3 separate regions of the Homo sapiens genome follow, and all the other regions are linked to region 1. A link is a contact called in ENCODE Hi-C or POLR2A ChIA-PET data. All regions are on one chromosome and are shown on one strand. The core of a region is the stretch at or near the end of the contact, and the rest is flanking DNA. Distances in the headings are between cores, read along the strand shown. Region 1 holds the start of SAMD5 (sterile alpha motif domain containing 5). Region 2 holds the start of SASH1 (SAM and SH3 domain containing 1). Region 3 overlaps STXBP5-AS1 (STXBP5 antisense RNA 1).

Region 1 (2,648 bases), core at 74-2,573:
CAGCTCAGGTGCGAAGCTGAATCGCCCTTCTGCGGAAAGAGAGGAGACAGTACCTGCCCCCGCCGTCCCTCACTTCCCTTAGTCCCAAGAAGAGGTCAGACACCGGGAAATGGGGCCCAGGCGCTTGGTCTGTTCCACCTGCCACTCGAGTCCCCAGTCCCAAGAGGCTGCTCAGACATTGGCATGATGGGGAAACTCGATTGATTTTGTTACCTCCTAGAGGGAAAATGCCGTGGGCGGAGATGTCTGAGCGTCCCTTCCAACACGAGCTGGGTGGTGCTCTATTGATTTTCACGCGATCCCCGGGCGGGAGCGAGAGGATAGGCTCGGATTCCCGGGCTCCAGGACCGAACGCCTGGCAGTGTCCCCGGGGGCAAAGCCACCCCGGGAGCCCGTGCAGTATACTAGGTGGGGGGCCCGGAGAGAAAGCATAGCGCCGACGAGGGGGAGGGGCCGGGCAGAAAGGAGGGTGGGGTACCGGGTGGGACACACTGACCTAGGAGAAAGTACAACCCACCCCAAACTTTCGCAGACCCGGGAGCTTAGGAAGGGAGAGCCAGGAAGACAGCAGCCTCTCCTGCCGCCCAACGTGCCCAGCTGCAGCGAGGAGGGGCGGCGCGCAAGCCGGCTGGACCCGGGCGGTCCCCACGTTGCGCCCACCCTCCGGGCCAAAACGCCGCCGCTCGGGTCACTGAGTGGCCGCCCACGGAAGAAGTCAGATCGCCGGGCTCTGGGCTGCGTACGGGATCCGAGGAAGGGGGATTCAAACGCGGATCCGGAAGGAAGGGACACTGAACCCCGCAGCGTCCCCAGCGCCGTGGGGCGGCGGGACGTGTCCTTGGGCTGCCAGCGGGCGCGGAAGCTGGAGTCCGGCAGGGTCGGGAAGAAGTGAGCACAGACTTCCACGGGTAGAAGAGTCAGATTAAACAGAAATGTGAAAAGCAACCCAGGGCAGCCAACGGAGCCCAGCAGCGTAGAAGCCACCGGCTTCCCGCCGGGAGGACTACAGTGACTGACACTCGCGAAGACTAGGCGCTCCCAGCGGCCGCGGGTCTGCGTGGAGAAGTCGCCTCGCGGCGCGGAGCGCGCCAGCGGCGGCGGCGGCTGCCAGAGCGCGAGATGCGGCGCGCAGCCGCCGGACCGTCCCGGCTGGGAAAACTCGCGGGCGGCACTGCGCAGCGCTGACCCGGCGCAGGTCCGAGGGGTGTGCCCCGGCCCCTCCCGTCTCCGCCCCCTCCCGCGCCAGTCGCGCGCCCCTCCCCGCGGCGGCAGCGTCGGCGGCGCATCCAGGGGCGGCGCGGAGCCTTGCTCAGCCCAGCAGCCAGTGCCTGCGAGCTCCGCTGCTGCTTGGGGAATTCACTTTGCTGCTTGTTCGCTTCTCCCTTCCTCAGGCTTCTTCTGATGGTTTTCCGTCTCCTGCCCGAGCCTTTCCTTTAAAAGGAAAACTTTACTGCGATACCCTTTTCCCCTTGGAGGAGAGGATTAAAAGTTCCAAGAACTGGTGCCGCCCGTGCCATTTGGGCGCTGGGAAGGTGCTCGGCGGCGGGGTTCCCGGTCCCACCATGTGCACCAACATAGTTTACGAGTGGCTCAAAGCGCTGCAGCTTCCGCAGTACGCGGAGTCCTTCGTGGATAACGGCTACGATGACCTGGAGGTGTGCAAGCAGATCGGGGACCCGGACCTGGATGCCATCGGGGTGCTGGCGCCCGCGCACCGCCGCCGTATCCTGGAGGCCGTGCGCCGGCTGCGGGAGCAGGACGCCAACGCCGCCGGCCTCTACTTCACGCTTGAGCCGCAGCCGGCGCCCCCCGGGCCGCCCGCCGACGCCGTCCCCACCGGCCGCCGGGGGGAGCCGTGCGGCGGCCCGGCCCAGGGCACCCGCGGGGACTCTCGCGGCCACACGACCGCCCCCCGCAGCAGGGAGCTGGTGAGCTACCCCAAACTGAAGCTGAAGATCATGATCAGGGATAAGCTCGTCCGTGACGGCATCCACCTGAGCAAGCCCCCGTACTCCCGCAAGGTAAGGAGGTGCCGTCCGGGCGGCCCGGGGCGCGCGGCGGGAGGGGACACAGCCCAGCTGCCTGTGCCAAGGCTTTGCAACCCATTCCAGGTGACGACGGAGAGGCCAGGAGGCTTTGGGTATCTGGGACCCTTTTCTATGTTCTTTCTGTATTAGCCCATTATTTCGTCCTTCCTGGTGTCTCCAGTGGTTGGTAAGACAAGCCCCCGCATCCAGATGTTATCTCTAAACTAACGACCAAAACTCCGCATCCTCTCTGGTGCTCGCCTGTCAGGAATCGGACTCGCGCTGCTTCACCTGGTAGCCAGGGGGAATTCCTAACGCCCTCTATAGTAGTTTTGGGTTTGAAGAGTACCAGAAAAAATGGTTAATACCTACATTGCTTTCTACCTTCCTTTTTCTCTTTCTTTTCCTTTTTTGAGTCTTGAGAAACTCCTAAGGGAAATCGGTGAACTCTTTAAAGAGTGGAAAGTCAGGCCCTGCCTTTCTCAATTCCATAAAAAATCCCAGCGCTGCTGCAAATTTGAGAAGCTTACCATTCACATGAGCATTTTAAGAGGAAAAGTGAAGGAAGCACGTGTCAGTCCACTTGAGATGATTTCCTAAACTTGTGTATACTGGAGGCAA
Region 2 (2,648 bases), core at 69-2,568, 830 kb after region 1:
TTGAAAATGTTTTTACATTTTGAACTTTCCTGTAAGGACTATTCACCCATTGCATTGATTGGTGCTCACAGCACTTAATACTTGAACAAGGGGAATTCAAGGACATGCTCTTATCCCCTTTCAAGTGGACTCAGAAGGAAAACAAAACAAAACAAAACAAAACAAACAAACAAACAAAAAAAACCCCACAATCAACAAGAAACAGGAGAGGCCTCAAAACAAGCAGGGCTCTCTCCCTGGGGCATCTCACTTTTTTTTTTCCTTTTAAACCACAAGGCCCTAACAGAGGAGCAAACTCCATGTGGTTTCTTAACTGTTTCAAAAGTGATCAATCACCAAATCGAATGTGACGTGCATTGTCACCTTCCAAGGAAAACTCTGAGTAGTCTTGAAAGATAGAATCACAAAAGGGAAAAATCACCTCTCCAGGGCTAGTTCCCTTATAAAATAAATCTGTCCTGGGGCTTCCCCTTGGAAAAACACACACAGGGCCCCAAGTGTGTGTAGGCTGACTGGCTACACAATCATTTGAATTTAGTTTCGAAAATAGCCCTTCCCTGTGTCCCTAATGTAAAGGAATAATTAAAACCCAAAGCGCATTTCCCTTAATTAGCCGAAAGCCCTAGCAATGCATGGCATTGTGGGCATTCAGGAGCCAAAATGCCCCCACTCATAAAAAATGATCCAAACAATGGCTCGTGCCCAAGCTTTCACACTTGTTTTGCAGAGAAGTCTTGGCTGGCAGAGGCAGGATTTGTAATTCCTTGGGTCGCTTGACTTCACGAGGGGCGAGGTATGCATTGTAGCGACACGGACTACTTGTGAAGCCTTTGGGCGGGAGTCGCTTAAAGATTAACTTTCTCGGGTTTCCGTTACCAAAAGCGTTTCCGTGAATAGCGTGATTGGAAACTTGTGCGGGCCGGAGACCGCGGCGCGGCTGCTCTTTCAACAGGCGATTTGTTCTCCTGTCCGAGGCTCATTTCCATGCAAAGAGCCTGACATCAGAGCACCTTTTGTTGCTAAACGCTTTCTTTAGCCTCGAGGGAGAGAGTCATGTGGAGCTGGAAGAGCTCATTTTGAAGAGAGGGGTCCCGGGGAGCTCCCTCCAAGATCTAGAGGCTCCGCGGCCACCCCTGCCGGGTCCTGCCAAGACTTGCTAGAAGGAACGAGTCGCGTGCCTTAGTTAGTTGGTTCCCGTCACAGGAAGAAACGCCTTTGCAGTGGGTTTAATTGCTTCTGGGCCGAGCGAATTCCCCGCCGTACAACTCAGTGGTGCGGACTTTGCCTCCTGCTACCCTGTTGCTGCGCCGAGCGGGGTGGGAAAGTTTCTGGAGTTGTCAGTCGCGCAGCCCGTGGCCACCTAGACCCGAGGTGCGGGCGCCTGCGAAGGGCCCCCGCGGGGTGGCCGGGGCCGCCGGGGCATGCAGCGCGGGGGCGCGGCTCGGTGACGCCGCGGGCGGGGACCCGGCATCCGGGCAGGCTGCGCGCGGGTGCGGGGCGAGGGCGCCGCGGGGACTGGGACGCACGGCCCGCGCGCGGGACACGGCCATGGAGGACGCGGGAGCAGCTGGCCCGGGGCCGGAGCCTGAGCCCGAGCCCGAGCCGGAGCCCGAGCCCGCGCCGGAGCCGGAACCGGAGCCCAAGCCGGGTGCTGGCACATCCGAGGCGTTCTCCCGACTCTGGACCGACGTGATGGGTATCCTGGTAAGTTACCTGGGGAGGGGGCGGCGCAGGAAGTACAGTTCGCAGCAGCCCCTCTGAAACCGGGGGCTCCCTTCTCGCCCACCCACTGGGCAACCCACTCCGCAGAGGCGTCCTTCTCTGGCTCTAGTTCTTAGGGGGCTAAATACACACAGTATAGGATTTCAAACCCTAATTAAAAAATAACCAGCCACAGGTCCCGTCAAAAGGTGTTTTTTAAACAATCGGGTATGATATTCAACAGTTTAATCTGGGACACCTGCTGACATGTTGGTGTGGAAAAGGCGAGAAAGAGGCCTTCAAAAAGTAGATGTAAATAAATATTTGGTTGGTGCTGGATTAGGGAAAAGGCTGATGTTACTGATGTTTATCTCTTCACCATTTGTTGTGTGACCACAAGAGGGAAAACAAACATTTCCTTACTCAGAACTGCCAAAATGTTTGCCTACTTTTTTTTGCAGTTTTTCAATTTGTGGAGTTACAGGATATTTGTTTTATATGTTTGGGGCTAAAACAATAGGACTTATTTTGCTAAATCTGTGCTGTCATGTATTTTGAAATGTCCAGTGACTAAAAGCGCCCCTGGATTTGGCATAGTCTCTGGGAAGCAGTTCTTCTGTATGGAGGGTGAAGTTTTAACCTGCTCAGGGTTGAATACCTTGGGGAAGTAATAGATTTGCTTTGGTGGAGCTGTAGTTAGGCAGGTAGACTGGAATCAGATGGGCGAGGTTTATTACAGTCAGACATCTTAATCCATACATAAAAGACAACTTTAGTTTAAAGACTTGGAATGGCCAGATGTGCAGATTATCAGAAAAGTCTCTAGATTTGCTTTGAGATCTTATATTTTTTGAGTGGGAGGAGATGGAGTGAAAGTTCTTCTTTGGGAATGATAAACCGTGTACAGTTTTTAGCACAGTGATTAAACTCTTGGGCTTCAAAGTAAG
Region 3 (2,648 bases), core at 95-2,594, 600 kb before region 1:
TTTTTAGTACTGCACCGGGCGTATGAGAAAGAGCTTATTTTCATGACTAGCAAGGGCATCATTCAAAAGACAATTTGAACGTGGCCTTTTATGTATTTTTTTGCAAAGCTGTTATTTGGATAACCTTCAGGGAAATCCTTAAAACACTGAAAATGAAAACCATTAACAATGTGTTAGACACACATATACAGAAGAGCTGATAATGTTGAGTGCATGTGTATATTCTGTATCCGTGTGTGTGTGTGTGTGTGTGTGTGTGTGTGTGTGTGTTGAGGGAAATAAGAGATTTGTTCTCTGGGAAATAGCTGATCCAGAAACTGTCATTAATTCATAGGCCAAAAAGCCAAACTCCTATTTTGCAGCCCTTTCCCCATGGACTTAAGGAGTCTGAGGATTAAAAAAAAAAAAAAAAGTCTGAGGTATAAATACGATCATAAAGAGACATTCAAATTTGCTTTCTTCAAAGATTTTGCTCTGAGCTACCCACGACTGCCTGAGACATGTCAGATCTTCAAGAAGTGGCTAGCTCTACTCTGAGAAGCTTTCTGTTTCTGCTTGCTACCCAGGCAACCAAAATGTCAGTGTGCACATGTGCATGCGTGCATATAAATATATACACATCTCTCACCATCTTATTCTTCACGTGCTACCTGTCTGCGTATATGTGTTTATATACATGTATGCGTATGTCTGTGTCACATGTACATTTAGAGGTGTTTTTGCTATTTGAATTTTTGCTTCTTTTTATTTTTGAAGACCAATGGAAAAGTGTTTGAAGACAGCAGATTACATTAAAAAATCAGTTTCACCGACTGGCTCTCAGATACTGGGTACATGTATGCACACACACACCTCTTCTACCCCCTCTGATTAATAGATGCTTCCTCTTAAGTCCTTTAAAAGAGGCATTCTTAGGCACATTTCTCTGCCAAAATGTAGTGGATTCCTCTTTGAAGCTGTGACCCTGTTGATTTTGTTCACTGCCAAATTTCACATCATGAAAAAAATAGCTTAATATTGGAGTGATTAACTTTCATGGAGAGCTGACAGAATTGAGTTCTTCAAAACCTAAACTCTGCCAATTTTGATGTCCCTAATTTATTCCAACAACCATTTAAGTCTAAATGCTTCCATTTTAATCACATTAACAGTATATTACAAAGAGACTGAACACCCAGAGGACTCCAGTTGCAAAATGAATTTGGCTCTTCCTTGTCCTCTTTATCTTTAGAATGATCAAATAGCTGCTGGCAAAAATGTTCAGCTAGAGTCAGCCCTCTGGCAATTTCCCATTGAGTCCCTCTGCTTCCTTAGCCAGAGGCCTGAACCTTGGCACTTGCCCAGACATCACAGAGGAAATAAACATACCTATTATCCAAGCAACCACAAAGATGCCTATCTGACCATTGCTGGCATTAGGTTTACCTGGACAGCTGCATTTGACTGGGGCTAAAGAGAGGCAGCTTTGTGAAACTAATCCACATCAATTCCTATCAACCTGGAGGCCTGATTGGCACCACGATCTAACCAGGGAGGCTGCAGCAGTGGCCCTGGGGAAACTGTGTGTTCCTGGTACCCCTTCTGGGTCTCACCAGTTGATAAAGTATCAGGCCTTCAGTGGGGCCAGTGCAGAGATTTGTTTATACCAAGGCTGAGCCATTGCCAGTTTGCCCATTCCTCTGGTACTGTACTCACATAAAGGTGCAGGAAAGCTGAATATTTAATGCAGGTATTTTATTTGAAACCAAGTGCTCCTGTTCTCCAGGGTCTACTTTCTGCCACCAGCCTACATCCTAGGAAATAGAATAAACATTTTTCTGTACTGCATAAGCCAAGCTATTTTCATATTTAGTTTCCCAACAGCCATCAACTGCATATGTGTGCAGACCCTGAAAACTCAAATACCTCCTTACTGTTTTGGCAGTGTTACATGGTGGTTATAAGCTAGGGTGTTCCTGTCAGAGAGACTGTGCTAACCTCTCAGCTCTGTCACTCATGGTATAACTTGCAGCAAGTCATTTCTGCTCTCTGAGATTGTTTTCTCAACTACTAACATGGGTAAAAGAATTGTATCTACTTCACACAGTGCTGCTTTGAGAAACAAGTGAGGTAATGCACAAAATTAAGAATCTGGTCTATAGTAAGTGCTAAATTATGCACTTCATGTAAGTGTATTTTATATATATATATATATATATATATATATATATAAAGTGTTTAACCAGTGTTATTGATATAGGAATATTACAAATATTTTCCACTTTTTAATTGCTTGAATTCAAGATTGCTACTCAGTAACAATACAGAAAAAGAGATGAGGAGGTTACAAGTTATTTCAAGCTTGAGATACGACTTCTTTAGAGGTTTTTGTTATTACTATTGAGCTTTATTGGATTAGAAGATGCTAGCTTCCAGAATTTCTATTACGCTATGGGCTCAGGGACTGCAATATGTTGGAAGAAAAGCTGGGGATTGTCTTAAAGTTGCATTTACATACTAAGCCCACTCATTTTCCTTAGGTTATGTGATCGTTTAAGGTAGCTCTGTGATGACAGGCACTGATGGAGATACAAGGATGCCATCTCTTGGTATCTTCACATTTACATCCCTCCTAGTCTACCCCTGGGTGTTCCATGTCATCCTTATTC

What was found. Hi-C counts contacts between places; a loop is a spot of excess contacts on that map. ChIA-PET counts read pairs that join two places held with the same protein, here RNA polymerase II (POLR2A). Pooled maps may share reads with other maps.
Region 2: a map of endothelial cell of umbilical vein shows a loop between it and region 1 (9-fold over the local background). The contact joins the promoter of SASH1 here to the promoter of SAMD5 in region 1. A Hi-C loop is called at or near these places in 1 of 168 maps with a recorded cell type or tissue (endothelial cell of umbilical vein), 5 of 37 single-sample maps with no recorded cell type and 12 of 50 pooled maps.
Region 3: a map of PC-9 shows a loop between it and region 1 (16-fold over the local background). The contact joins the enhancer-like site here to the promoter of SAMD5 in region 1. A Hi-C loop is called at or near these places in 3 of 168 maps with a recorded cell type or tissue (K562, MCF 10A and PC-9) and 6 of 50 pooled maps. POLR2A ChIA-PET finds 5 or more read pairs at or near these places in 1 of 52 experiments (endothelial cell of umbilical vein).

Annotation. Positions count from the first base shown.
Region 1 is chr6:147,507,367-147,510,014 of GRCh38, forward strand. SAMD5 (sterile alpha motif domain containing 5) reads left to right here and starts at 1,324. Exons shown (of 2, transcript NM_001030060.3): 1 at 1,324-2,021. The coding sequence starts at 1,563.
Region 2 is chr6:148,341,520-148,344,167 of GRCh38, forward strand. It overlaps SASH1 (SAM and SH3 domain containing 1), which reads left to right and starts at 1,319. Exons shown (of 20, transcript NM_015278.5): 1 at 1,319-1,704. The coding sequence starts at 1,549. RefSeq lists an enhancer at 1-545.
Region 3 is chr6:146,904,224-146,906,871 of GRCh38, forward strand. The region is part of intron 7 of STXBP5-AS1 (STXBP5 antisense RNA 1); the gene reads right to left. Among named protein-coding and RNA genes, the nearest start is that of LUADT1, 250 kb to the right of the region's middle. Within about 2 kb of position 1,345, at least 3 of the 41 ENCODE cell types and tissues checked have a DNase peak (open chromatin) inside an H3K27ac peak, as active enhancers do.